Regions from separate parts of the Homo sapiens genome. Here region 2 is linked to region 1. A link is a contact called in ENCODE Hi-C or POLR2A ChIA-PET data. All regions are on one chromosome and are shown on one strand. Each heading gives the region's core, a stretch centred on a gene start or an enhancer-like site at or near the end of the contact. The rest is flanking DNA. Distances are from core to core; before and after follow the strand shown. Region 1 has its middle 270 kb from the start of METTL4. Region 2 has its middle 160 kb from the start of METTL4.

The links. Hi-C counts contacts between places; a loop is a spot of excess contacts on that map. ChIA-PET counts read pairs that join two places held with the same protein, here RNA polymerase II (POLR2A). Pooled maps may share reads with other maps.
Region 2: a map of PC-9 shows a loop between it and region 1 (10-fold over the local background). The contact joins two enhancer-like sites. A Hi-C loop is called at or near these places in 2 of 168 maps with a recorded cell type or tissue (PC-3 and PC-9) and 2 of 50 pooled maps. POLR2A ChIA-PET finds 5 or more read pairs at or near these places in 1 of 52 experiments (activated CD4-positive, alpha-beta T cell).

What each region holds. Positions count from the first base shown.
Region 1 is chr18:2,300,499-2,306,083 of GRCh38, reverse strand. No RefSeq gene overlaps it. Among named protein-coding and RNA genes, the nearest start is that of METTL4, 270 kb to the left of the region's middle. Within about 2 kb of position 2,108, at least 5 of the 41 ENCODE cell types and tissues checked have a DNase peak (open chromatin) inside an H3K27ac peak, as active enhancers do; they include PC-3 and PC-9, where a contact is called at or near this core.
Region 2 is chr18:2,407,578-2,413,162 of GRCh38, reverse strand. No RefSeq gene overlaps it. Among named protein-coding and RNA genes, the nearest start is that of METTL4, 160 kb to the left of the region's middle. RefSeq lists a silencer at 1-67. Within about 2 kb of position 2,287, at least 3 of the 41 ENCODE cell types and tissues checked have a DNase peak (open chromatin) inside an H3K27ac peak, as active enhancers do; they include PC-3 and PC-9, where a contact is called at or near this core.

The DNA of each region.
Region 1 (5,585 bases), core at 859-3,358:
TGTGGCTTTGCTGAAAGAAATGATTTGAGTTGATTATTTTTATTGTCCCGATCTAGGTCCTAAATTTCAAATCTATATTTAATTTTTCATAGCAGTACATCAGAATAATTACTACTTGTAATAATTGTGGTTGTAGACTGCCCACCTTGATACTACTGTGTAGATTATACCAAGGTGCAAGGGGAAATGACCACTGGAATGAACCCTCAAGTGGCTTCAAGGATACCATTGCTACTGCGGGTGTTGGTGTCTTAGAAAGCTAACCAGTGGTTTTAAAGGTCACCTATGCAAAGTTATTCATATTATGAGTATGTGTTTTTCCCTACCAGATAATCTTTATGACGCTACTGAATATAACTGAAAAAGATCACACGGTACTCAATGATCCTAGGAAATGGTCACGCTGTACTAAAGGAAATTAAGGCAACAAGAGCAATTATTAGAATCACAGCAGTGAGGTGGAGAAGAAGGCTGAAATGACATTTTCAATTTAGAAATTCTATTTATAATCACTGGAACTTTCCAATACTGTTCAGCTTTGGACTAACATGTTTTGGACATATTCTCGGCTTCAAAGTAAATTTATCTGAAAAGGCTTATGTAATTCTGTTCATTCATTTGAGCTTATGCAGTATTTCAGGGAAAACAAGCTGACTTTTTTTTTTTTTGAGAAAAATCTAAAGATATCTTCCCAGTATATTAAAGAATAGCTAGATCTATGACTTACATATAGTGACTTACTGACAACATGATTCATTTCAAACAAAGTTCTTAGTGAGGCAAATCTAATTAAGTAATTCTAGAATACAATCTATATTTGAATATATGTCTATTTAGAATTTCTCTGGAACAAATGCTGTTTCTGCTGTTAGTAGGAAAATAGGCACCCTTTTTATTCCAGAAAGACAGTTATTGAGAGAAAAGGCATCAGGTGATTAGAATCCCGTTTTTTTAATACAGCATTGTAACAAGGAAATTCATGTAATCAATCAGTGAAATATACTGGCAACTCTTCCATCTATTAAGGAGCAGGGGACCAGCTGCATGTTCTCCCAGATTACTTCATAAATACTTAATAACACATTCTATCATCTGGCTATTTGCTTTACAACTAGTTGGTCTGAATCTGATTTGCAACTGTGCCAGGATATTTCAGTCACATCTGTCAAAACAAAGTGCCATTGTCTCACAGAATAATAAAAGAAAGCAAAAAGTATACCAGAAATGAATGTTTTACCATTTTATGATTTTAGGATAACAAGGAAAGCTCCTCTGTTGAACTTACTTAGAAGAAATTGAAATAAGATGTAGTGCATAATTTACTTATCAAGTTATTATTGTACATGCTTGCTGGAAACTCCCATGGCAAAATGTGTAAACAAATAAAAGCAACTAATTTTTTTCAGTTTGTCAGTCTAGCTGCTCCAGAGGGATTGCTCTCCAACTAGTCAGCCCATCAGGAAATAGACATGGAGCAGAGGTAGAAAGACTTACACACTTTCTATTTATTTCTACATCAGAGGAATGTGGGCTTTCCTGTTATGATTCATATTTGATATCTGCAAACTGTGGAAATGGCTGGCCTCTTAATACCTTGTTGAAGAACGGCAGCAACAACAAATGCATAAAGTCATTGTCATTTGTGTCACAAAACTTTCCTTTGATTCTTTGGGTTAAAAAGCCCAGTAGAAGCAAAAGTTTCAGAACCTTTTACACCTCTTGGAATTTACATAATTTAACCATCTACAAATTAAATTATTAAACAGTATTAAAGGCAGGGTTCCCAGAGTAAATGATGCATCTTTGCCATTCATTTCGTTTGTCCCATTCAGTTAAATTTAACCAATAGGAAAACCTAGACTAAAACAATAATAGAAAATTACTGCAAATTAGTCAGCTGGACTTGAGAGGCACACTGTAAAAACATGTCTAATCTATTTTCCTTTGTGAGTCTAAACTACTTTTCCAATTACTTGGTGAGCCCTCTCCAACTTTACAAGGACTGTTAAGAGAGAATCTAATTAGAGATCTGTTCACTGAAGTACCTAGAGGGTCATTTTGCCAGGAGCAAAAAAAAGTTCTGCTGCTCATGAGTCATGTTTGAGGAACAGTTAGGCAGTGGACTGCCAAATGGAATGAAGATCTCCATGTTCTCCTCAAATAGTCTCAGCCTAGGGAGTAAAACACATGAGGACCCTTGGTACATATGTAGGGTGGAAGTCCAGCAAATCAGAAGTGTTAGAATCTAGTACTTCAAAAAATTTTTCACGTTTGAAAGTTTTTCCCTTTCCCTCCCCAATGATTCTAGTTGGAAATTAAATCCAAATCTTTTTTTTTTTTTTTTTTTTTTTTTGAGACAGGGTCTTGCTCCATTGCCCAGACTGGAGTGTGGTGGCTCGACCACAGCTCACTGCAACCTCCCTCCACCTCCCAGGCTCAAGGGATCCTCCCACCTCAGCCTCCTGAGTAGCTGAGACTACAGGTGCACACCATACCTGGCTAATTTTTGTATTTTTGGTAGAGACAGGGTTTTACCGTGTTGCCCAGGCTGGTGTCCAACTCCTGAGCTCAAGCAATCCTCCCATTTCAGCCTTCCAAATCCAATTCTAAAACAGGTACTGAGCACATACTGTGCAAAGCACATCATGGTGGATACAAAGTAGCAGAAGCCTACTCTGATTTTAAGGAGTGTTAGCAACAAAATGCTTGTTCCTCTGTGTGGTGAAGAAATAGCACTCGAACAGAAATTTAATTTTCTCAGCAAGGCAAGTTTTACTTCTGGAGAAGGGTGCAACTTGTGGATGGAGTAATGGCAAGTGTACATTTGGACAAGGGAGGGGAGGGGGTTCTTATTCCCCCTACTGCCGTGTCGTTCCAGTATCGGCTAGGGTTGGAGGGCACAGTCTAAGCTAATTCCCACTGGCTATTTTAAAGAGAGCAGGGGTATGACCTGGAGTGGCAGGGTGAGTAGTTTGGTGGGAGGGGCGGTTACAGAACGGGTAACTCAGGATGATTCAGGTCAGAGCAAGTGACCAGGGGAACAGATGTGAACTACTGATTAGAACTGGCGGGGAAGTTATTTACTGAAACTGGAGGCAAGCGGGTGAAGAGAACCAGAAAGTTAAAGTTTAAAATGGAGAATCAAAGAATAAAACTTAAAGTATAACAAAAAAAAAAGAGAGCTGAACATAGTGACATACTGATTCTTTGAAGAGAAACTTGGAGTTCACTATATCTAACAGGAGCATGCAGGCAAATGGAGTGTTTCTGTTTCTTTAAAGGAATGCAAAGAACAGTGACTAATCATTGACCGGTAGGACACACCTAAAATTCCTTGCAATATTCTCCCTAAATATCTGAGTGTTCCAGTCACATTCATCCTCTTCCATCGTACATGTCCTGCTGACACACACAGATTTTCACCCTGGAAACTTGACTTGCCTTCTCTTCTAGGGGACAGGCTAAGCCTGTCTTGCTCTCCACTATACCTCCAGTATTTAGTAGAGGCATTCAATACACATTTGATAATTAAATGAATGAAATCATTTATAAGCCATGCAGATTTGATTTTTAAAACCACTTTTAAGTGTATAATTCAATGGCATTAAGTACATTTACAATGTTGTGCACACATCACTACTGTCCATTTCTGGAACTTTTTCATCATCACAAAAACAACTTTGTACCCATAACAAAAAGTCCACATTTCCCCCATCCCCAGGCCCCTGTTCACCTCTATGCTATATTCTGTCTCTATGCATTTGACTATTCTGGGTACTTAATGCAACTGGAATCACACAATATTTGTCCTTTTGTGTCTGGCTTCATCAGAGCTTCATATCTTCTTATGGTTGCATAATATTCCATTGCATATATATACCACATTTTGTGTATCAACTCATCCATCAGTAGACATTTGGGCTGCTTCCACCTTTGGCTTGATGTGAATAAAGCTGCTATGAACGTTGGTGTACTAGACCCTGCTTTCAATTCTTTTGGGTGGAATTGTTGGATTATATGTTTAACTTTTTGAGGAACCACCAAACTGTTTTCCAAAGCAGCAGAATCATTTTACATGCCCCCCAGCAAGGCATGAGAGCTCCAGTTTCTCTATATCTGTATCCCTACCAACACCTGTTATTTTCTTTTTTATTCTTTTGGATTATAGTCATCCTAATGAGCATGCAGTACTATTTTGTTATGATTTTGATTTGCAGTTCCCTAATGCAAAGATGTTACAATGTTAAGTATCTTTTCATGGTTCTTATTATTCTTTAGAGAAATACCTGTTCAACAGATTTGATCTTTTAATGATAGTTGTAGTTTTATTTGTTTCTAAGGAGTAAAATCTTGGGCAAGTCAGGTGAAACTTTGGTTATCTCTGTGTTGCCTGTGGGGGAATGTTCTGGGTAAGATGAAAGTCTGTTCCACTGTAGAAACATCTGTTGTTTTTGCCTATATTGCACCCATTGCCCCTTCTAGTAACATACTCTGATTTGGCTTTTGCTTTGAGGAATATTTTTTTCATCTTGGTGGCCCTGTCAATCAAGATAACAACCCTCTCAGCCCAATAAATAGTCATGTGATCAAGGTTAGGCCAATCCGATATTCTCCCTGGAATTTAGACTCTGTACTGAACAACCCAAAGGATTTGATTGAAGTTGATTCATCCTGATTTACCGCTTTTCTATTGCTACTGTGACAACTTTCTACAAACTTGGTGGCTTACAAAAACATGACAATAAATATTGCCTTATATTAATAATTCTGAAGGTCAGAATTTGGACAGGGGTTTCACAGAGCTAATATTAAGGTGTTGGCAGGGCTGTGAGGAGAAGCTGTTTCCTTGTCTTTTCCAGCTTCTAGAGGCCTCCTACTTTCCTTGGCCCCTTTCCCCTTCCTCCATCTTGAAAGGCAGATGAAATCTTTTCATAGGGCCCCTCTCTGATGCTGCTCCCATCGTCACCTCTCCTCTGACTCAGCTCGCCTGCCTCCCCTTTCCACTTTTAAAGACCCTTGTGATAAAATTGAGCCCACCTGGGAATCCACGCTACTCTCTCTGCTTTAAGGTCAGATGAGTAGCAATCTTGATTCCATCTGCAAGCTTAATCACTCTTTGTTATGTAATATGAAATATTCACAGGTCCTAGGGAATAGGATGTGAGCATCTTTGAGGAGGGCCATTGTTTTGCCTTGAAAAGTCTGTTACTATCTCCTTCCCATACCTCAGGAGTGCCCTGGTTGTCATCCTGAGGACTGATTTTTGGAATTCTTTTCTGATTCTGTAAACTACTTTGCATTTTTCCAATAAACTTACTCTTTTTGCTTAATTTAGCTGGAATTTGCCCCTTTTGCTTTTGAAAAAAGAACCCAAATTGATATACATGCTTGTTAGACTCTCTAGCTGATAGATAAGGCAGCTAATAAAAGAGCCAATTTCAGCCTTATTCTCCCTCTGTACTTGCTTCCTTTCTGATAGAGGATTCCAGTAAGACAAGGCAGTGCAGAAGTTTGTGCCTTAGAATCGTGTACCCTTTAGCAAAAAGATCCAAGGAAGATATTTAGAAATGAGACTTTCTACATTA
Region 2 (5,585 bases), core at 1,038-3,537, 110 kb before region 1:
GCCAAGATGATATAATAATGACTTGTTTATATGCTTTTCGCTTCTGGGAGACTGTAAACCCCTTGAAAGCAGAAGCTATGTCATATATTTTTGTTTTACTTCCTCAGTGCCTGACACAAAATAGGCCAAAAGTCCATTACCTATGACAGACTTCTATACGAAAATGTAGAAAATCATAGAATGAAATTGTTGTTTGTAAAATGGATACTTTCAAATATGATTATTATATGTCTTTAATTGTATTGGCTAATATCTAAAGATCATCCCATATATAGTAAATATAATGTGGTATTTGAATCATGAAGAAAGTACAAAAAAGATAGTTTTACTAAGCAGAGTTAAAAGCCCCAGAAGTATTTTTACCATTTTGTTATCACTAACAGTAAAATAATTCTTACGAAGAACTAACCTTTTTGAAAAATAGAAAAAAGAAAAAAATCCCAGAAAATTCAAATTCTGTGCAGTATATTTAAACATCTTAGGAGCTGGCCACCTCTGAAAGCTAAAGGACAAATAAATATCAAGTAATAAGCATTAAAGAACTTTGACAGGAAATAAAGGCAGAAAGCCCATTACTTTCATAAAAAGAGAAGCCTCAATAAAGCCAGACTGGGAATAAAGCAAATCTCATCACCCTCTGTTGAATTTGCAATAAACCACAGATGCCAAACATTCATCTCATTTAACTCAGTCGGTGCTTAGCTCGAATAGAGTACTTTAAGCCTTTCCCAAATTGGATTAATGATGGTGAAAGAAATCCTGCAATTAAACATAGGAGGATGGTGGGACGATTGTAAGCCCAGGGTAATTTATGGTTGAGAATATATTTTGATCATGAATGCTTCATGTCTGGGCTGTAAGATCTACTGTGAGCCCTACATGATGCATTCAAGTTTGGGCATGGATTAAACAACGTAAATGTTTTAGGAATTTACACCTTGATCCAACACTGTCTACCCTTTTATCCTTTATTTCCAGTTTTGTTTCCCTTTTATCCTTTATTTCCAGTTTTGTTTCAAAGTATTTGTTTGTATGTGTTGAAGGAGGGTTGCAGACCAATAGTCAATAGTGACACTGCACTTAGCGAAAAAAATAGCCCTTCCAGAATGTACATGGAAAATGTTTTAAATTTTAGAGTTCTAAGTTTAAACCTTTTAGGAAACCAGATCTTTTAAATAAAAATGGAGGTAAAAGAGATCCAGATGGGAAACAAGAGAAAAGAAAAGATACCAATTTTTATCTAACCAGAGCTTCATATGTATTACCTCATTTGAGTTTGGTAAGAATCTATCTTCTGGAGGGGATATGATTACTCCTGGGCAATTTCCTGGAGGAAATTGAGGCTCATGCAGTTTCACAGAAGCTGTCCTATTGCCTATGTCATGGCCTTGGTTGTTGGCAAAATTTATGATTTTTGTGGTTTCTTATTAAATGTCCTATTCTCATCCATAAGATAGTGGTGACTTTGCCAGTCTTTTACTTTCTACCATTGGATTTTGGTTTTAGTGTAAACTGGTGTGGCTTGGAGTATTGGCAGAAAAGAGCAGGAAGTAGGACTTGGATAATGTATTAGTCAGGGTTCTCCAGAGAAACAGAACAAAATGAATCATCACAGATATTGTAATCTCTGCCATCTCTGGAGGTTGGTTAGTAGACCATCAATATCTTCAGTATGATTCTGAGTTTAGTGAAAAAGCCAGTTACAGCCAAAGATGAGGATGATGCTTGAAGTCTTGCTTTCGAATTCTTCCTTTTGTTATTGCTTTGCTTCTAGATTTGGTACCAATCTTCAGGTAATTTAAATTTTTGATACGGTGTGATGGAAAAGCCACAGAGATAGGTTGCCTGGAAAATCTATCCAATTATTCTGCTTTCTGAATGCTTATCTTGTAAATGTATGTTACTGCAATATTCTCTACCAAAGGAATGTCGTCCATTCACCACTGACGAGTCAAGTGCTTTGTTTTCTAGGGTGGGACAGGTCTCATATATTGGAAATGGTTTATGTCTTGTAATATTTCACAAGGAAACAAACACTGAAATGTTATTCTTAAAAGTGTGTGTTGTGTGGTTGTAAACATCTTTGACATGGGGTCAAAAATCGAAGTAATCTTTTTTTCCCTTTTAACATATACTTTTTACTCTTTTCATTTCTTTCTGTAGTAACTGCAAATATCATCATGCAGAAATTTCACTTCTTCAGTTTCTTGAGCTATAGGTCACATTGCTTTTTTACTGGAATCTCTACCTGGCTCAGTAACCAAGGCAACAAATCCCTGGTTAATGACTCACTAGAAATTCACTGTGGAGGTGGCTTATTAGTTTTTTCCCCAAGAACTGGAATAAAAAGCTTGCTTGTGATTTTTTTCATCTATTTTCCTTTCTGTCTTACTTGCAATCCAGACAACCTAAAGTACACTTAATTAAAATCAATAGGCAAAAACATCCAGCACTTTAAAATACTATTTTGGGACTCACCGCATATGTATATGTAAACATAAAATATTAATAAGCTTAAGAATATTTTATTTCATGACTCCACGTCTTTCAATTTGCATGTGGATGAAAAATAAAAATAATTTTAAGACTGTGGTTTTAGGTTTAAGCAGCATCTTAGTCTTCTGAAAAATTGTTTGGAGAAGGCATCTTTTAGAAGGTACTAAACAAGTCTTAAGGGAAAGAAGAGAGAACAAGTAGAAATCTGACAGAAGTTTGAATGAAAAAGAAGTCAACTTTATGAAAAAGAGTAAATGTGAGAAGAAATTGATGAGAGGCAAAAAAACAAAAAATCCTTGGCATTGCCTAAAAATATTCTATAGTATGCAAAGATACGGTTTTAAAGATGAATAAACTCAGTTATATTTCTGGGAAAAGTATTTTCTACCAAAACATTTAAAGGGAAGCAAGAGGAAGAGGAAATGATAGAATGACATTTAACATATTTCTCAAGTGTTTACAATAGAGAAAAAGGCAGTAACACTGGTGAACGTGTTTACCTGGCTTGAAAGTGTTGAAAGGAATGGACCTCTTAAGAAAGGTGTCTAGGATCAGGGGAGACATTAACAGCAGGCTGTAACATGTTCCCCTCTGTGTGGGAGCTTTTAGTGCCATGTTAAATGAAGTAAATATAACTAAAATTACGAGTCAAGAAGTATTACCTCAGGGCCGGGCGCGGTGGCTCATGCCTGTAATTCCAGCACTTTGGGAGGCTGAGGTGGGGGGATCACATGAGGTCAGAAGTTTGAGACCAGCCTGGCCAACATGGCTACTAAAATACAAAAATTAGCCAGGTGTGGCGGTGTGCACCTGTAATCCCAGCTACTTGGGAGGCTGAGGCAGGAGAATCGCTTGAACCCAGGAGGCGGAGGTTCCAGTGAGCCGAGATCGTGCCATTGCACTCCAGCCTGGGTGACAAGAGTGAAACTCCATCTCAAAAAAAAGAACCGTTACCTCAAGGAAGTATTTTAGAATCCCTATTAAGAATTGAAGACAATGCCACTGCACTCCAGCCTGGGTGACAGAGTAAGACTTCTTATCAAAAAAAGAAAAAAAAAGAATTGAAGACAATACAACAAATTAATATTTATGAATTAACAAAAGGTTTTTATTTATGGCATTATAGTTGTTCATAATGTCAAAAAACAGATAATGAAAAAAATCACATAATTTTATTATATTGAGAGCTTGAGAAGAACACACTGAAAGTCAGTGGAAGTCTAGATACACTATTGGTATATTTATACATTTTATATTACATTGCTTTGAAAATTGTTTCTGGAAGAACAAACAAAGATTCTGTTTGATAGTCCCATAGGTGTTTGCCACTAGGAAACATCACGGCAGCATAATACGGAAGCCTCAGACGAATACTGCTATTGGGCATCTAAAAGTCACAAGGGGATGCGATACTACAAGTGGCTATGGACTGGTCTTTTCCCTCCTTGTTCTTGTTCTCTGACCACAGTTTTTCCTGGAAGCCACTCTGTCTTCCCTCTTAGCCTGCAAGTTTTGAGTCTGGAGCCCTGGGCTCCAGAGCTGGAGGCTTTCCCCAAGCTAAGCTATCAGCACCTGCCAACCTGGCCAGTCTCAACCAAGAGGACTTAGCCAAAGACTTTTTTTGAGCTTTTGTTGGCCTCTCCTTCCGGCACTGGACTGTGTGTGGTGGATCTGGGAATCCCAAGTTGCAAGAATCACTGCAGGGAGCCTGAGAATGAAGTCAACTCAAAGAAAGTGAAGAAAAGAGGGGATATCACCTGAGTCCTGAAGAAAGCTGTATCTGAAGTCACGACATCGTGTGGACTTTTACATGAGTAGAAAATACTTTTTTGTTTAAACTAGTTGGAGATGTTCTTCCCCCATTTGCAATAAAAAGATTTCTAACAGAGACAGAACTCTTTAACCACAGGTGCAGAGCTTCCTGAGGAGAGCCATTAGGGGTTGGGTAATTCTGTAATGAAGGCAAGTGTGGCTTCTGTAGATGATTTTTTAATTTTTTTTTTGGTTAATGATTGGGATATCAGAAAAGGCTTTAAAGGTATATACCATGTCTTCAAGAAGCCTGTATCTGAGTTAAGGAAAAAAGAATAATAGCAAGAAAATGAAAAAGCAATTAGGCACTATGCTCTGCTGTTCTGATTTAGTAAATGCACAAAGAATATTCACGGGGGTGGAGAGAGTGATTATTCACGAGAAGGCTTGGAGAAGGAGACAGGCAACATAGCAAATAATCAGAATACCTGGTTTAAATGCCTACATTATGCATGGGCCAAAAATTATTAGGGCAGATAGATTGTAAATTTTAAAATTTATTATAGTTTATTCCATTAGGATTAGCTATATTGGTTAATATTTTAGTAGAGAATAAATCATTAGTTCATTTAATGGCATGTAAACATATCAGAATTGTTTCAGTTTTTGGAACGTAATTTGAGAACTGGGATATCAAACTGAGAAAATATTTTAAATGCTTTTGTAGCAAATGTGATTGATATTCTTCACTGATAATGTGATTCTCCTTAAAAGAACAAACATTGTGGTTTTTGCCATTTGCAAGTGGTTCTGTGCTTTACAGATTTTTTTTTTTTTTGCCTTTTGAGCACCTATAGCAGATTTGCTGTTATAAGAAATATTTATTTTTCAACTACTTTGTTCCTCTTGCTGAAAGTTAACATTGGAATAAATTTGAAGGTCAGTCAGAAATTATAAATTCTGATCTTTTCATGCATGAGCAGAGGTCAAATACTTCTTTATTTTAAACTGAATAGGCAAGGCATAGAAACTTTGGTGGGTGGTGGCCAGGTGAGGTGGCTCACGCCTGTAATCCCAGCACTTTGGGAGGCCAAGGTGGGTGGATCACCTGAGGTCAGGAGTTCAAGACCAGCCTGGCCAACATGGTGAAACCCCATCTCTGCTTTAAATACAAATAATTAGCCAGGCGTGGTGGCGGGCGCCTATAATCCCTGCTACGTGCGAGGCTGAGGCAGCAGAATCACTTGAACCAGGGAGGCGAAGGTTGCAGTGAGCCAAAATCATGCCACCGCACTCCAGCCTGGGCAACAAGAGTGAAACTCGGTCTCAAAAAAAAA